2 separate regions of the Mus musculus genome follow, and region 2 is linked to region 1. Evidence: chromatin contacts called from ENCODE Hi-C data. All regions are on one chromosome and are shown on one strand. The core of a region is the stretch at or near the end of the contact, and the rest is flanking DNA. Distances in the headings are between cores, read along the strand shown. Region 1 holds the start of Nt5c3 (5'-nucleotidase, cytosolic III). Region 2 holds the start of Tigd2 (tigger transposable element derived 2).

Evidence for each region. A loop is a pair of places that touch in the nucleus more often than their neighbours do.
Region 2: a map of left cerebral cortex shows a loop between it and region 1 (12-fold over the local background). The contact joins the promoter of Tigd2 here to the promoter of Nt5c3 in region 1. A Hi-C loop is called at or near these places in 2 of 37 maps with a recorded cell type or tissue (heart and left cerebral cortex).

What each region holds. Positions count from the first base shown.
Region 1 is chr6:56,921,699-56,928,164 of GRCm38, forward strand. Nt5c3 (5'-nucleotidase, cytosolic III) reads right to left here and starts at 2,234. Exons shown (of 9, transcript NM_026004.3): 1 at 1,974-2,234. The coding sequence starts at 2,111. It also overlaps a transcript of Vmn1r4 not described here.
Region 2 is chr6:59,205,544-59,211,916 of GRCm38, forward strand. It overlaps Tigd2 (tigger transposable element derived 2), which reads left to right and starts at 3,327. Exons shown (of 2, transcript NM_001081145.1): 1 at 3,327-3,638; 2 at 3,796-6,373. The coding sequence starts at 4,607. The coding sequence ends at 6,184.

The DNA of each region.
Region 1 (6,466 bases), core at 984-3,483:
GCCTTCACATTTATATACCCTCTGAAAAGTCCCCAGAATTCCAGAAGTCACTCCATCACAGAAACAATCTGCAGCTGAAAAAAGCGCACCCCTACTAGAGCCTGCGGCAAACCACAGTCAGCTGCCGTGGACACTCTGAACCAGACCCATAGCTCACACTTGGGTTTACAATGAAAACATATTTTTATAGTATTTCTATGTTTTTTAAAGAAGCCAGAACTCCAGATTTCTCACTACAGAAAGACCTTGCCTTAAAAGGGGATGGGCTAGGAGGGCACTGACGAAGCAGGTATGGTTGTCTAGCAGGTGTAAAGCCCTGGGGTCTATACCAGTATAGACCATGTGTGTAAGTACGGGTAGACGTTAAAACAGATTCAGGGAGTACACACCAGGATAATTAAATTGTAAAGTGCCAGCCAACTTCACTAAATGGCTTGTCTTATCTCTCTGAATACTTCTAGTGTACCTTTTGATTGGTTTTCTCTGGGAATCTAGTTTGCCACATTACTGGACATTTCCACTATGGCATGCATAGCTCACTAGCAAATCCCTAATGCCTTTCAATTAAAAATGTCCTGATGGCCAGGGTAACTCAGGAATGTAATCTTGCACTGAGATGGCTGAGGCAAGAGAAACACCATCACCCAGAACGCAACTGGTGTCATTTTTTCCTAGCCTACCTTGGTTAGGTAGTTATATACCATCTGTGATCAGAACAGCAATGTTCAGTGGGTATCCTTGGGTTTGTACACATTCTATGAAGGAAGAGGGTGGAGACAGGTACAGAGGACTCCCCAAACATGACTTATAAAGAGAGAGAACAAGGGCCGGAATATATATTTCAGGTCATCCAAATATTTCTCCCATCTAAAGGAACAATCAGCTAAAACTATAAAAGTAAAAATATTAAACTCTTTTACATCTTCTACTGAAAAACTATTAGGGGGTCTGACGCATAGTTTAAAACAATGCATATAAAGACTGACTTGTACAGTACAAACAAAAAATATTTGGCATTATTGGTCCCTTAGTACTTTATACAATGAAAGTAAAACTCTTCCTTAAGATTTCGTGGAAAAATCAGCCCACTGTTTAAGTACATAGAGAAAGACAGCGAAATCAGCTTTTTCCCACTGATGGAAAATTATAAAATTTGAGTATGGAACAAAATAAAGCCATGTAAATTCGCTAGACAGGGAGGGAGGCAAAACTTCTCACACAAAATGTTTGCAACCAGAGGTATATAAAGAAAATAACCCAGGAATAAAGGAATTCACTTAAAATATTAGTTTCAATAGAAATAGTTTCTCAACTTTATATTTTAGTTCTGGATGCTCACTTGTACTCCAGTAAGTAAGTCACACTCACCATGCATGCTCAAGTCAGATGGAACAACAGTAACATCAAAACAACCCTAAATGAAACAGACATTCTGGGATCAACAAATCGCCTTAAAACAAACCTCAAATGGAATTCTTGAGACAAACAATTTAAACGAGACTGCAATTAACTCTTAAAAGTACATTTCTAGGATTTAGGAAAGAGTTTTGGGGGACTGACACATGAATACTTCTTGGAACATAAAACAAGGAAGAACATTCAAATAATCGAGCTGTTTCAATATTGGCATTTCTAAAAAAACACTGAAAATGCTCTTTTCATAACGTAAGCCAAGGCAGCCCCGATGATGTAAAACAAACAAACAAACCAACCAACCAACCAACCAACCAACCGACTCCTGGACAAGAGACTATCGGATTAGCTGCACGTCTTGGAGGCGGTTGCCAACTGGAGATTAGCTCTGGAGAAACGGGTTTTGCAGCAAGAGGTAGTTATCTCCGAGCATCTATTCTCTCCACTCTTTGAAACAAACGCTGTCAAGCATCAGCACGCGTGCAGGCTGCCCTCGCAGGGCCGCGGCCGGCCCACGCCACTTGGGCTGCTCGCGCGCGAGCCGATGCTCCCGCACTCACCATTTCGATGATCTTGGTCTTGCGGCCCGTTTTTCTCTTCAAGGTGAATATGTACTGGGCCAGCACCACGCCTGCTACCACCGCGCACACACTGGCGCTCGCCACCGCGCCCACTCGCGCCACGGCCGCGCGGTCCATTGACAGGCCCGCGTGCTCTCGGCGCGGAAGCCCGGGATCCGCGGGTACGAGCCCAGGGGCGCGGCCGCAAGCCGCACACTTCCCCGGAGCCCCGCCCCGCGCGGGGGAAACCGAGGAGGCCCCGCCCAGAAGAGGTGAGGGGCGGGGACGACGGGGCGGAGACTAAGAGGTCCGCGTCCGGAATCCCGCCCTTATAGTGGGGGCGGGACTTCCTCTGACCCTGACTTCAGGAAACGCCGCAAGGACCCGGAAGGAAACAACTGTAATTAGCTACTAAATGCAAGTAGTGCATCTGTAACCCAGAATCCTGGTGACCCGGATGCTATGCTGTGCCTATAGTCCACAGTAAGATCGCACCAGAAACATCGAGAAAACAAAGTCTTGCCCCAGTGTGAGAAAATTCACCCGCCACCCACTCAGAAACTGTGCCTCGTCCTAGCCTTCATGGACTACGACACCCAGCAGGCTCAGCGGCGCTGCGTCTGACCTGCGCAGTAGCATCCTGGGTTGGAAGGCCTAGATATAGTCGTTTTTGGGAGATCTGTCAGCTGTTGGGCTTTTCAGTCACAGTCTACCTACAACTTTAGCTTACTTTCCTTAGGAGCGTGTGCAGAGAAACTTAACGTTGTTCTCTCTTGCTTAGTATATTTCAAGGGATTCATGTAGTTTACTCTGCTTCTCGCTGAGTGGGTGGGGTGTGATGAGGTGCAAGAGAGAATCTCAGGAGAGTCGCCCCCGATTCTGTGAGGTTTGGGCTGCTGCTTGGCGAGACTGTCTCTCTCTGCCTGATATATGCAACCGAAGGAAGTTAAGAATGAAAAGCCGTGGGAGAGAAAGAATTATTTTTCTGTTTTAGGTTTTTATTAGCTGGTCTAAAGCAAATTGACATAGACATTATCTTGAGTAGAACAATTCATTGTGCAAACAGAAGTTCCACAGAAATATGAGACTCAAGCTGGTCATGATGGAGCATGCTTCTGATTCCTGCATGTAGGATCCTCAGGCAGGAGGATTGCTCGGAGTACAGTGGCTGATTAACCAGGGCCATGGGTCAAAGCCTTAACGAAATGGCCAAAAATTGAGGCTGAAATATACCACCTAAATTACTGAAAGGAATATGTATTATATTTGACATTCTTGAGCAAGTTGGAGTCTGCAGGAGGGGAAATGTATGGTGACTAAAGGTTGCCTTGTGCAGATGAAAATCTTTCCAGGGGATAAAGGTGTGAGCTCAGCGATAGGGTGCCTATTACCAACCCTCAAGTTCAACAATTCTGTTTGGAGAAGCTCTTGACCTGATACATTTACTAATGACAATCTCAACAATCTCTGTCTCTGTCTCTCTCTGTTTCTGTCTCTCTCTCTCTGTTTAAATGTGTATTTCTTCTACACTAGAGATGTTTAAAATTATAAGGAATTTGTATTAATTTTCTGTGGCTGTGATAAAACACCATGACCAAGACCCCTTATAGAAGAAAGAAAGAATTTACAAGAATCCATAATGGTGGGGTCAGCATGGCAGCAGGTGGCAGCAGGCTGCTGGCATGGTAACAGAGGTACATCTTTCATCTCAACTATAAGCACAAAGTACAGAGAGCAAACGAAGTGGGACAGTCTTCAAACCCTTAAAGCAAAGCTCCAGAGACATGCTTCCTCGAAGAAGGCTGCACCTCTAAAGCTCCTGAAACAGCACCACCAACTGGAGATCATATGCTCAAATGTATGAGCCTAGGGGGGGCATTCTCACACAAACGACTATCGAATTTAAGGGAAATTCTTCAAAGAGCTTTCCCTGCTTTGAATAGTTCTCAGCATCTTTCAGATCAAAATAATTGTTGTACCAAAGTAGCCTGTTTCCCTATGGCATAGTCTGATCTCCTTTAATCATACTTTGAGGTGATATGGCTTGATTGTCATCATAATTAAAGCTAAGGATTGTTTTTCTCTGTGTCATATGTTCTCTGTCCTATCCCTGGGGCCCTTGCAAAGCACTCTAAAAATGTACCTATATATCTATATCTATAGCTTTCCTATGGGGTTGCCCTCCTCTTCAGCTTCTTCTAGCCTTTCTCTAATTCAACCACAGGAGTTTCAGACTTCAGTGCAATGTTTGGGTGTAAGTATCTGCATCTGTCTTGGTCAGCTGCTGGTTGGGCTTCTCAGAGGACAGCTATGCACACCATAGCATCAGTTATAGTGTCAGGTCTTGGAGCCTCCCCTTGAGATGGATCCCAATTTGGGCCAGTCACTGGACCTCCTTTCTACCTTTATCTCTGTAGTTCTTTTAGATAGTAATAATTCTGGGTCAGAGCTTTTGACTGTGGGATGGCAACAACATCCCTTCATCTCTCCATTTCCTCATTGTTGGGTATTTCATCTAAGGTCCCTCTCTTTGAGTTCTGAGAGACTATCATCTCCCAGGTCTCTGGTACATTCCAAAGGGTCCTCCCACCTCCTACCTCCCAAGGTTGACTGTTTCCTTTCATTCTGTTGACCCTCAGGGCTTCATTTCTGTTCCCTCCAGTACTGATCATATTCTTTTTCCCCTCCTCGCCTCTCCCACCCAGTTCCTTCCCATGATTGCTTTCTTTTTCCTCCCAAGTGGGTTTGAAGCATCCTCACTTGGGCCCTTCAGCTTGTTAACCTTTTTGAGTTCTGTGGATTGTATCCTTGGTATGTAGTACTTTTTGGGCTAATATCCACTTATTAGTGACTACATACCATGCATGTGCTTTTGGGTCTGAGTTACCTTACTCAGGATGATATTTTCTAGTTCTATTCATTTGCCTGCAAAACTCAGGATGTTCTTAATAGCTTAATAGTATTCCATTGTGTAAATGAACCACATTTTCTGTATCCATTCTCCTGTTGTGGGACATCTGGGTTGTTTCCAGCTTCTGGCTATCAGAAATAAGGCTGCTATAAACAGCGGAACACATGCTCTTGTGGCATGGTGGGGCATCTTTTAGGTATATGCCCAGGATTGCTATATCTGTTTCCAATTTTCTGAGAAACCTCTAGATTGATTTCTGAGCTCCGTAGTAACCTCCTGTTTTCATCTCTAATTGTATTGATCTGGGTCTTTTCTCTTTTATTTGGTTAGTATGAATAGGGGTTGTTAAATTTGTTTATAGTGCAAAAGAATACATTTGTCTATGTATCATTAATTTCTGCCCTAATCTTTGTTATTCTTTTTGCTCTCTACCACTTTTAGGGTTTTTGCTTGCACTTGATTTTCAAGGATTTTAAGGTACATGACTATATTACTTGAGAGCTTTTTTATTTTATTATTTTATTTATTATTGCTATAAACTTTCCTCATAGAGCTAATTTCATATCCCAAGTATTTTGACAAGTAGTGGTTTAATTTTTATGGGATTCAAGAAACTTTTAGATGTCCTCCATGATTTCTTCAAAGACACACTGGACATTCAACAATGTGTAATTCTGACTCCATACATTTGCTTAGTTTCTGTAGTTGTTTTCAAGTGATTTCTGGTTTTATTGTGCAATTACATCATCAAATACAAGAGATTACTTTGAATCTTTGACAATTTTACCTTATGACCCATTACCTATTTACCTTATGACCTATATAATGTGTTCTACTTTAGATATGATTCCAGTAGCTACTAACAAGAATATGTATTCTGTATATATGTTGGATGTGAAATTCTGTATATATCCATCATGTCCACTTGATCTATGGTATAATTTAACCCCGATTTCTCCATTAATTTTTGCTTGTTGAATGACCCATATAGGGATTAGTATATGGTATTGAAATTATCCAGTATTATGATATCAGGACCTATCATAACCTTCAAAACCATTAGTTTTAAAATGAAATTATGTCTCGATATTGATGTATTTATTTACAACTGTTATTATTCTTGATGAACTGCTTTTTAAAACTTAATATGTAGTAGCCTTGTGGGGTGGTTTGAGTGGAAAAAATCTTCCACAGGCACCTGTATTTTAACATTTGGTCCCCAGTTGGTGTACTGTTTGGGGAAGTTGTGGAACCTTTTGGAGGTTCAGCCTTATTGGAGGAAGTGTGTAACTGGCCATAATTCCATTCATGCTCTCTACTTCATGTTTGCAGTTGAGAAGATGATCTCTCAGTTTCCTGAGGCTACCAGGCCTGCTGATTGCTGCCATGTCTCCCTGCCATGAGGACTCTTATTCTACTGGAACCATAATCAAGTATAAACTCTTCTTTCTTTAAGTTGCTTTTGTCCATAGTATTTTTTCACAGTAGTAGAAAAGTAAATGATACATATTCTGTAGATGTTTGAATGAAAATGGCTCTCATAGACTCATGTATTTTAATATTTGGCCCCCAGTTTGTTGAA
Region 2 (6,373 bases), core at 2,077-4,576, 2.3 Mb after region 1:
GAATACCGAATGGCAGAGAAGCACCTGAAAAAATGTTCAACATCCTTAATCATCAGGGAAATGCAAATCAAAACAACCCTGAGATTCCACCTCACACCAGTCAGAATGGCTAAGATCAAAAATTCAGGTGACAGCAGATGCTGGCGAGGATGTGGAGAAAGAGGAACACTCCTCCATTGTTGGTGGGATTGCAGGCTTGTACAACCACTCTGGAAATCAGTCTGGCGGTTCCTCAGAAAATTGGACATAGTACTACCGGAGGATCCAGCAATACCTCTCCTGGGCATATATCCAGAAGAAGCCCCAACTGGTAAGAAGGACACATGCTCCACTATGTTCATAGCAGCCTTATTTATAATAGCCAGAAACTGGAAAGAACCCAGATGCCCCTCAACAGAGGAATGGATACAGAAAATGTGGTACATCTACACAATGGAGTACTACTCAGCTATTAAAAAGAATGAATTTATGAAATTCCTAGCCAAATGGATGGACCTGGAGAGCATCATCCTGAGTGAGGTAACACAATCACAAAGGAACTCACACAATATGTACTCACTGATAAGTGGATACTAGCCCAAAACCTAGGATACCCACGATATAAGATACAATTTCCTAAACACATGAAACTCAAGAAAAATGAAGACTGAAGTGTGGACACTATGCCCCTCCTTAGAAGTGGGAACAAAACACCCATGGAAGGAGTTACAGAAACAAAGTATGGAGCTGAGATGAAAGGATGGACCATGTAGAGACTGCCATATCCAGGGATCCACCCCATAATCAGCTTCCAAATGCTGACACCATTGCATACACTAGCAAGATTTTACTGAAAGGACCCAGATGTAGCTGTCTCTTGTGAGACTATGCCGGGGCCTAGCAAACACAGAAGTGGATGCTCACAGTCAGCTAATGGATGGATCACAGGGCTCCCAATGGAGGAGCTAGAGAAAGTACCCAAGGAGCTAAAGGGATCTTCAACCCTATAGGTGGAACAACATTATGAACTAACCAGTACCCCTGAGCTCTTGACTCTAGCTGCATATGTATCAAAAGATGGCCTAGTCGGCCATCACTGGAAAGAGAGGCCCATTGGACACGCAGACTTTGTGTGCCCCGGTACAGGGGGACGCCAGGGCCAAAGGGGGGGAGTGGGTGGGTAGGGGAGTGGGGGTGGGTGGGTAAGGGGGACTTTTGGTATAGCATTGGAAATGTAAATGAGCTAAATACCTAATAAAAAATGGAAAAAAAAAAAGAATGGAATAAGAGAACCTATATTTGCTAACTGACAATAATCAAGGGAAATCATAACTACATAGCAAATTGATGCCTTATGTAATCATTATTATTTAATAAATTCTTACCCTGTGGAAAGACAATACATGTCTAAGCTTTTGACATAGCATGCCCATGACAGTTCATGTGTGTGCACATGTGTGTGTGCTGCAGTTGTAACATTCCAGTTTGGCACTACCACTGTCATCTTGAAGAAAGCAGCTGAGGTTCAGACTATGTTATTCGTTCATAGAGAGAAGGAGATGCTCACCAGGCTCATAAGGCACCCACAAAATAGGGCTCTATTAATATTCCCTCATGGAGGGCGTGGGTAGTTCATGTGGTCACAGGTCTTGTAGGGTTCTAGAGGCTTGACAGCCTTTATGATATCGGCATCTGGCTTTTGTTCTTCATGAGGTTACAGAAGGGGTAAACAATTGACTGGGGGTAGATTCTACAAATACTCATCAAACACACTATGGAGAAGGAAATTAGCTTCCAAAAGTGGGATGGGCAAGCAAGGCAGGATTTTTTTTTCATTTTTTCTTCTTTAATACCATAGGCCACAGTGACCCCAGGAGGCTGGAAGAGAGGAAAGCCAGGCAAACTTCCGTTTGGCTAAGAACAGCCTGATTTCTATGAGGTTGGCAGTCTGAAAGCTAGTTCTCCTCTGTTAAGGAATGAACAGGTGCGAGTGTTTTTGCGCACTCCTTAAGAACGAGAAGGGAGAAGGGAAGTTTTTAAAAGCAATATGAATGAAATTGTTCTTTACTAGGAATGGTCATTTGGAACCACTCAGATTGCTTCCTTGTAAGCTTGAAGCGGGTGAGAGTTATGGGAAGTCTACTTTCAGGCAAAACTAGGGCTTGTCCAAAGTCATCCATAGGACAGCAGAGATAGATCAAAGATCAAAGGATTTCCATCCAGCAGGCCAGAGAGTGGAAGGGTGGGACTCTGAGAATAGCAGCACAGAGAAGGCTTGGGAGACAAAAGAGGGCCAGTAATCAACATTCTTTCTCTGCAGAGTGAATGAATGCTTGGTTTGATTTCCCTCTCTCCTGGTGCTAGAATTCTAGAGAAACAAACAAATAAACAACCTCTTCTGAAACAGAATAATCCACATTAGGTTGTAGTTTGTGGAAGAAGGATTTAAAAACAACACCACCTAAAAAACTATTATGCAAGAGAGGGGCTCTACGCTGGGACTGGATACAGGTGGAAGTCTTGAAATTCCCCTTTGACAGCAGGAAGTGGTCCTTATATTCCTGCACCAGCATTAAGGTCATCAGTGCCGACCGTCATGCTGGCTGGCCTCTGGTATCCGGCTCTGTGTTGCCGCAGCCGCAGAAGAGGGCAAAGAGGCTCTGTGCACTCCCTGGGCCTTTTTATTTTTACATTTGATAACTAGATTTAAGAAAAATAACAAGTATCAAGTACAACCTTTAATCTCTTAAATTTCACAGTAGGTATTCCAAATATTTGATTTTTGGCTTTTGGTAATTATATAATTTTTCAAAAAACAAAACAAAACAAAACAAAACACCACAGTGGATTTAAGACTATTCATTTAATAATTTAACTTCATAAAACATCAATACTAAATTGTAACATTGTAAACATGATTAAAATATATCTTAAGCTACTGAAGAAAGAAAAAAGAAAAAAACAACATGATCCTCAAAACAGCACAACTCTCACTTCCTTGGACACAAATATAGGAAAATTACCCAAATGATACTAACAGAACAACCTGTTAGTTAGAAGATAACAGAAGAGAGTCCTTGAGGGAAGATTCCTGGAAGGTTACAGCTGTAAACTCATTAGGGCCTTAAAATATTCCCTGAGTCTTACCAGAAAGAAAACCTTGCTATTATTCCCTTCTCATCTGCAAAGTCCGGCCACCTAGAATCACCCTGCGTCGCCCTCTGCTGGTCTCAGCCGTGAGCCACACGCTGGGTGTCCGGAGGCGGAGCATTGGCCAAGCCCCGCCCCTCCCCCAGAAGCCGCGCCCCCGTCAGCGGGCTCGCCCGCGCATCCCGCCCCTCGCCGACAACACGTTCCTGCGGGGGCGCGCGCGCGCACCTAATCCCCTGCCTTCCGGCTCGGCCGCGCAGCTCCGTTGCGCGCTCGCTCTGCGGTGGCTGGCGGGGTCGACTTCGCTGGGGACTTCCTCTGCTGGCTCTGCGTTCTGGCCGGTCAGGCGGAGCGATGCCCGCACCCTGCTTCCCGGCGTCCCGCGCGCCTGGTGACCAGTCGCTCGCTGTAGGGCTGCGGCCGTGACCCTCTGCCTCCGACTTTCACCCAGCGTCCGGCTCGGAGCTTGCTGGCCGGCGGTCTCGGAGAGGCCCTGGTAGTGTCAGGAGGTAGGCTCTCAGCTCCCGGGTGGTGCCTGCGAGCGTTATTTGTCTATTACCTGTCAGGTTGATAGGTGGCAATGTCCTAGACACAGTTGCAGGGGTAGGTATGAGTTATACGGTGGACTGATACTGAAAGGAAAACGTGTTTGGTATTTTCCTATAGGTTTCAAAGGCTCGAGTACCTCTACCACCCCAGCAGCTACTTCTGTGGTCATGGAGATCTTCTTGCACCAGGATTACTGTATGGTCTTCACCCAGCCTACCACCCCCTAGTTGCAGCCTTGGGTCCTGATTTCCACCAATGAAGTTTTTTATCCTTTCTTGAATCATGTGACATCACTTGTCCGCTGTTTCCCTTTCAGTTGCCATTAGCAATAAGTTCTTTTTGGTTTAAAGTACTGAGTTGTTTGCCTGTCCACTTACATTCTAAGAGGTGAGACAGCTCACCTCTGCTCGCTGTGACTTTCATAGGTACTCATCAAGAGTCCTTGCCTTGAAGAGAGCGTTCACTCACTTGGCTGTCTGACACAGACATCAACAGTCAGGCTGTGAGGCTTCCTGCTCCGTGTTTCTGTCTGTTAAGTGTGCAAGCCCGAGTAAAACTGTTTTCTTGAACGTAGCATAAGAAAAAAAGAAAAAGAAAAAAAGACCCATGGTAATGGCAAAAATTGATCATCATGAGAATGTTTTAGAAACCTCGGTAGGACAATATTGATTCAACTTAGAGCTTTCAGTAAGGCTGCAATTTAATGAAAAGAGCAAGGAGGAAGAAGAGAAACAAGGGTTATCTGGAGCTATTCGTTGTCATAGGAACAGGTTAAGTTCTAAAATGCAAAGGGAAAAACTCGGACTTTCGTTGAAAATTGTTATAACATCCAAGTCTTAGGGAACAGCTGAGGACTCTTAAGCCTCCATTTTCTGGTCTCTTTGTGTTCAAATCTAAGTTGTTAATTGTCTAAAATAATTAGACTAAAATGTTGGGGAAACGTAAACGTGTGGTCCTGACAATTAAAGACAAACTTGACATTATTAAGAAGCTTGAAGAAGGCAACTCCTTCAAAAAACTTTCTGTCCTGTATGGAATTGGTGAATCCACAGTTCGTGACATTAAAAAAAACAAAGAGAGAATTATAAACTATGCCAACAGTTCAGACCCAACTAGTGGGGTGTCCAAGCGTAAATCCATGAAGTCGTCAACGTATGAGGAGCTTGACAGAGTGATGATAGAATGGTTTAATCAACAGAAAACAGATGGCATTCCAGTGTCTGGAACGATCTGTGCAAAGCAGGCTAGGTTCTTCTTCGATGCATTGGGCATGGAGGGTGATTTTAATGCCTCTTCTGGCTGGCTTACTAGGTTTAAGCAGCGCCACGGTATTCCAAAGGCTGCAGGGAAAGGCACAAAATTAAAAGGGGATGAAACTGCTGCCAGTGAATTTTGTGGTAACTTTCAGGAATTTGTGGAAAGAGAAAATCTCCTACCAGAACAGATTTATGGTGCTGACCAAACTGGATTGTTCTGGAAATGTCTACCAACGAGGACATTGGCTTTTGACACGGACCAGAGTACTTGTGAATATAGGACAAGCAGAGAAAGAATCATTATTATGTGTTGTGCAAATGCCACAGGTTCACACAAGCTTAATCTCTGTGTTGTGGGGAAAGCAAAAAGACCCCGTGCATTCAAAGGTACTGACCTTTCAAACCTCCCTGTCACTTACTTCAGTCAAAAAAGTGCATGGATCGAGCCATCTGTTCTCAAACAGTGGTTTGAAAAGTGCTTTGTGCCACAGGTGCAGAAGCATCTGAAATCCAAAGGGCTTCGAGAAAAAGCAGTACTACTTTTGGATTTTCCTGCAGCACATCCAGCTGAAGAACTGCTGAGCTCAGATGATGGCAGAATAATTGTGAAATATTTGCCACCAAACGTCACAAGTCTAATTCAACCTATGAGCCAGGGAGTTCTAACCACAGTCAAAAGATATTACCGAGCAGGACTTATCCAGAAGTACATGGATGAAGGAAATGACCCAAAAACATTTTGGAAGAATTTGACTGTGTTGGATGCAATTTATGAGGCATCAAGAGCCTGGAACCAGATAAGATCAAACACCATAACCAGAGCGTGGAAAAAACTTTTCCCTGGCAATGAGGAAAACCCGAGTGTGAGCATCGATGAAGGAGCCATTTTAGCAGCTAATTTAGCAACGGTTTTGCAGAATACTGAAGACTGTGAACATGTTAACATTGAAAATATTGAGCAGTGGTTTGACTCTCGGAGTAGTGGCTCAAACTGTCAGGTGTTAGCTGACATTGTAGGTGCTGCAGACCGGGCGAAGGTCACTGAGCAAAAACCTTCTAGGAAAACTAGGAAAGCAGAACTGAATCCAGAGAAGCATATTAGTCATAAAGCTGCACTTGAATGGACTGAAAACTTGCTGGATTATCTAGAACAACAAGATGACATGCTACTCTCTGATAAGCTGGTATTGCGGAGGCTTCGGACCATTATAAGAAGAAAACAGAGAATACAAAATAAAAGTCATCTATAATACTCCCTTCTGTTGCTATGTATTTTCATCTTTGTGACTTCTATCTGCAGTGGAATTTATCTAAAGCCAAATAAATGTTACAGATGATTAGGATTAGATGATGTTTTGGATTACTTAAATTACACCTCTTTAATGTTGGCTCTGATTGAGCAATGACATGGAATTCATTTGTCAGTGTCTAAACTGTTT